2 separate regions of the Homo sapiens genome follow, and region 2 is linked to region 1. A link is a loop called in an ENCODE intact Hi-C map of the cell type or tissue named here. Cell type or tissue: B cell. All regions are shown on one strand.

Region 1 (2,500 bases):
TGTAGTGCCAATCCCTTTTGATAATCACTGGGCCTTAAAAGAATGTTGGTATGTTTTAAATGTGGAAAACCATCTGGCCCAAAAATACTATCCTAGAAGAAGGTGGCATTATGGAAGAAGACATAATCTTGGCTTGAAACATTTGTGGATATATATACACTTCTGTCATATGAAAATCTTAATATGGCCCCCACAGAACATTTTACTTAAAATGAGGCTCTAACTTTGAACAACAAGCCCATCAAGATGAAATAGCCTCAAAGTATAACCCTTACTAGCTGAACTCCATTTCATGGAGTTAATCCATGAAATGTAGCTCATTCATTCAACAAACATTAATTTCCATCTGAATAATGAAGATTGTCTGCCCAAAAAAACCCCCTTTGGTTTTAGTGAAGTAGATACCGTATTTCCTTTTTTTCTAGCTATAGTTACCAGATGTTTATTCCTTCCTTCAGTGTCAAGAAAACCTATTATGTGCCAAATACTGAGGACACAGTATGAGCATTTTGCTAATAGTCTAGAGGAGGACTTCATGAAGACAGGTGATGAAGTATCATGAAAGGTATGAGAAATAGAGAGCTATGGTGGCATCTCTGAGGAAACTTTTAGTCTGAGATCTGAAAGATGAGTAAGAGTTAACTTTTCTTTGTGGAGGGCAGGGGGTAGAGTGGGGACAGAGACAACTGTTTCAGGCAGGGCTGCAAGCTTATATGAGGCCAAAACTAAAAGGCTAGGATGCAAACAGAGAAATGGTGAGAGAAGTCTAGTGAGGGCAGGATTTTAGGGCTTGAAAAAAGGATTTTCTCTTAAGTGCAGCAGGACACCATCACTGAATCTTATATTCAAGGCAACTCACTCAGACCCATGGGGATGAGATCTGAGGAGAAAGTCAGACAACTGGTTGGGAAATATAATACCCAGAATAAAAATGACAGTGGGCAAGACTAGGGTGGTACGGGAAGGAATCATTCATTCATTCAATAAATAAGAGCTGCAACTATGTGTCAGGTGCCCTACTAACGTATTGAGCAGTCTAGTGGTGGAAATCTATTAACCAAACAAGCAACAAGGACAAAATATAAAATATTAATTATATTCAAGTCACAAAAAAGAGACAGATGATGCTATGAGACTGAGAAACAAGAGAAGCCTTTCCTAATGGTTCAGGAAAATCTTCTCTTGAGGAAGGGTCACCTGAACTAAATTCTGAAGGTTGAGTGGAAGCTAACTGAAGGGTGTCGGGTGAGGAGATGGAAATAATCTTCAGGAAGTAAGAATAGCATTTACCAAGAAACAGTAAGTCAGGCAATGTGGTAGGACACTAGGAGCAAAGAGGGGTGTGATTAAGATGAAGCTGGAGAGTGGGTTGGGACTGGACTGTGCAGCATTAAGTATTTTGGTCTTTATCCTAAGAACCAGGGGAAGCCAGGAAAGTGTTTTAAGCTGGGGTGTGACAATGAAACCATCAAGTTCGTGTTTTGGAAAGATTGTTGTGGCTTACGGGTGGGTGTGGGGAAGCAGAGAGAACCACTAGAGCAGAACAGCAGGAAGCTGCTAGGAGGTGGAGGACACAGTGACTGTGAAGACTGTGGGGTTTCTGGCTTGGGTTTCTTAAATATCCTCCATTTGCGACGGGGATAAGACCACACTGTTTGGAAAGAAGAAGGCGTTTGCATCTGCTTAGTCACTAGGGCAAGAACTAGGTCATTTTGTGTCACACATTATTGTATCGCACGTTAAACTGTTGGGGAATGGGACTGAGGAAGGAGGATGGTAGAAGGGCGGGAACATTTACTTTTTACCTTCAAAAACTGTATTATTTGATATTTTTACAATGAAAATATAAACACAAATGCAAGCTTAAAAATCAGATACAGAAGTCCCATCAAATTATTTTAAGTGGGAGGAAGCTAGGATTATCTTGTTTTATACCACTTAGGTCTCAATTTTGACCCCTAAGCCCACTCCCACTCATCCTGCTTCTCAGAACCAATCTGCAATAGGTGGCTGGAAGATTAAAAGTGTGGAATCTACAACCCATACATGTGTGCTATCAGGAAATAATTTATGGCCTCAAAATTCAGTAAATATTTCAAAAAAAATCTTAAATTGTGCTTAATTTTTTCAGTAAGATAAAAGCCTAAAATGATCAATAGAGAGCTGAGACTAAATCATGCTTCTTCCTCAAAAAAGCATTAGCCACAAAGACTCAGAAAGAAGAACGCTAGCAATAACTTTGGACAAGATATTGAACGAACTGATGGCTGTGTAGCTTTGTGGAAATGAAGAAATGTTCTTTTTCTAAATAGATACACATGAAGTCCTTATCTAGGAACCTAAGTCCCAAAGAGTTAAACATGCAAAGATTAGTGTGCAATAGAGTAGGATTTATATAACTCTGGGCAACAAACTCTTTGCTAGGTGGAAGAGAAGATGTCTAGTAAACTACTAAATGTTCACTTAGCAGAATCTTAGAGATTCTGCCCATATTAATTCA
Region 2 (2,500 bases), 54 kb before region 1:
ATTACGGGCTTGAGCCACTGCACCCCGCTGCCAACCTTTTGAGTATATGAAGCTGGCAGAGAAATAAAGCGTCGTCCCTCTGCGCGTCCCTCCCCTTCTGCTAGAATGTTTCTCAGGAACGCTACTCCAGGGGTTGCTCCCCAGTCCAAATGGGAGGCCTTTGGCCCACCAGGGAGCTTTAGGTTCCCCGGGTGCTTCTCGGAGGCTGACGAGGGGGTGGAGAGCGTGTCGGTGAGCGCCCGGGTGCAGATGCTCATCAGCACGCTGCAGCGCAGCGGGGTTGCTCGGGGCACCACCGATGAGCGCGCTGCACAGAGGGGCCACAGGGCAGACGCCAAGCCAGCTGCCAAGCCCACCGTGCACAAGGAGCAGCCCGCATTGCCTGCCTGTGGTCTTGTTGCTGACTTTGACCCCATGAGGGAGGAGGAAACTGCAGACTTTGGCCCGTTGGTGCTAGATTCAATGATGATTCCGTGGACCGGGACATTGCGGAAGCCATCCGGGAGTACCTAAAGGCAAAGAGTGGAGCCGCACAGCCCGGGGCTGGCAGGGGCCAGCCAGGCGCAGCCCAGCCTTCCAGGGCTGCAGGCAGTGGCAGTAGATGTAAGCCAGAACTATCTCACGGCAGTGCCCCGACTTCCGTGTGTCCCCCCAAAACTTGTACCTGGCTCAGGTGGTGGCCCTGGCAGCCAGGTGAGATCCAGTGAGGACTAGGGTTCTGCCTTCCCGGTCAGAGCGAGCAGCAACGACTCCTTCGAGCAGAGCATTAAGGCGGAAATAGAACAGCTTCTGAATGAGAAGAGATAGCATGCGACCCAAAAATGTGATGGGGTCAATAGATAAAAAACCAGACCCAAACGAAAATTCGACCAAGTCACTCTTGAAATCCCACGAAGAGCTAGCCGCAAAGGTGGCGCATCGGCAGGGTCTGAAGGGCGCCCATAAAGAGTTCGCCTTTCGCAAACCTCCCCGGTTAGCAAAGACGAACGTGCAGCCCAGAAGCCTCAAGTCCAGGGTCACGACCAAGCAGGAGAACAAGGGCAGCCCGAAGCCAGCAGCCCCCTGCAGCCCTTCAGAAGCACCACAGAATAAAAGCGGGGTCAAGAGGAGCGCTGGCGCCCTGAGAAGGGGAAAGCAAGTCACAAGTGCGGCGCAGGCGCCCGAGGCGTCAGACTCCAGCAGCAACGACGGCACTGAGGAGGCCATCCAGGTGTACTAGCTGCGGCAAACACGCAAGGAGGCCAACGGGGACCTGCCCCAGAGGGCCCAGCGCCGGGAGGAGAGAGGACGCCTGACCCCGCACACAGCACAAGCAGCGCCACAAAAAAGTGCCTTGCGCGAGACCCACAGGAAAACACCCAGCTAGAGGAAGCCAGTGGCCACCAAGGCCACAGACCCTTGCCCGGGGTGCCTAGACGCTGACCATTCCCCACAAGCTCCCGAAGGAAACCAAAGCTCCGCCTCCAGCGAGCCCGGCTTCCAGGAACGAGTTTGTAGAACGGTCCTCGTGCCAGGCAGACACGTCCGCTGAACTGACGCGCGCGGAAGCAATCTTGGGCATTTCCAAGACTACCCTGCCGGCCCCCATGTAAGGCAGCAACAGGTCCCTTTCTGCAAGCCCACGCTTCTACTCCCTGAACGTGCCTTCCCGCTCTGACGGCGACAGTAGCTCCGTGGACAGCGACGACAGCATCGATCAGGAAATCCAGACGTTTTGACCCTCAAGGCATAGTCGGGGAGTTTGCTGGCCAGAGGTGAGAGCTGCTCGCAGGCTGCCCAGGGCCCACTTTCACCGCCTGGCCCCAACAGCCAGACCAGTGGCCCCAAGGCCCCCCTCTCTAAAACACCGGACCCGCTGCTGAGCTGCAAAAGGAAACGTAGAGGCGGCGGCCATGCCATGAGGCCGTCCACGCCCAAGAAAACGCGGGAGGTGGTGAAAGATGGTGGCCAGGATGCCGACCACAGCCAGGCGTGAGCCGTGCCCGGCCATGAGGGGCGGGACCTGCCCGTCCAGGGCAAAGCCAGCGAGGTCCCGGGAGGGGAGGGCGCAGCCAAGGGGCCCGGCGACACTCGCATGACGCAGGGCCAGGGTAAGACAGACGAGGTGAGGCACCTGGACGAGAAGGAGAGCTCCGAAGACAAGAGCAGCTCCCTGGACAGTGACGAGGACCTGGACACGGCCATCAAGGACTTAAGGTCCAAGCGAAAGCTCAAGAAGAGGTGCAGGGAACCCAGGGCTGCGTGCAGGAAGGTCAGGTTCAGCACTGCCCAGATGCACTTCCTGGAGCAGCTGGGCGGGCTCCCGAGAGACTGGAAAGACAGAAGCCCGCCGGTGCTTAATAGCTGACTCTCCAAGTCCAAGAGAGACAGCGGCGAGGGTCCAGGGAACAAACCTCCCAGTGTCTGTGGCAGTATGGCAGAGAAGACGAAGCAGGAGGGCGTCAGGAGCCAGGACACGGCCCCGGCCTTCCGAGTGAGGGGATGCGCCTCTGCCTCCGCC

What was found. Peaks named below come from ENCODE experiments on the same cell type or tissue, not always from the same donor. Only the 100,000 strongest peaks of a DNase experiment are listed, where the experiment ranks them.
Region 2: a loop joins it to region 1, with 4 times the contacts of the local background. A loop is called at or near these places in 11 of 110 quality-filtered maps.

What each region holds. Positions count from the first base shown.
Region 1 is chr13:48,264,492-48,266,991 of GRCh38, reverse strand. ITM2B (integral membrane protein 2B) reads right to left here. Exons shown (of 6, transcript NM_021999.5): 6 at 1-2,500. Among named protein-coding and RNA genes, the nearest start is that of ITM2B, 33 kb to the right of the region's middle. In B cell, no CTCF peak of the experiment used is centred here; a DNase peak (open chromatin) is centred at 1,521; H3K4me3 peaks cover 1,963 bases; H3K27ac peaks cover 2,500 bases.
Region 2 is chr13:48,318,080-48,320,579 of GRCh38, reverse strand. All of the region lies in intron 2 of RB1 (RB transcriptional corepressor 1), which reads right to left. It also overlaps the pseudogene PPP1R26P1. Among named protein-coding and RNA genes, the nearest start is that of RB1, 16 kb to the right of the region's middle. In B cell, no CTCF peak of the experiment used is centred here; DNase peaks (open chromatin) are centred at 1,109, 1,299, 1,519, 2,389 and 1 weaker place; H3K4me3 peaks cover 2,345 bases.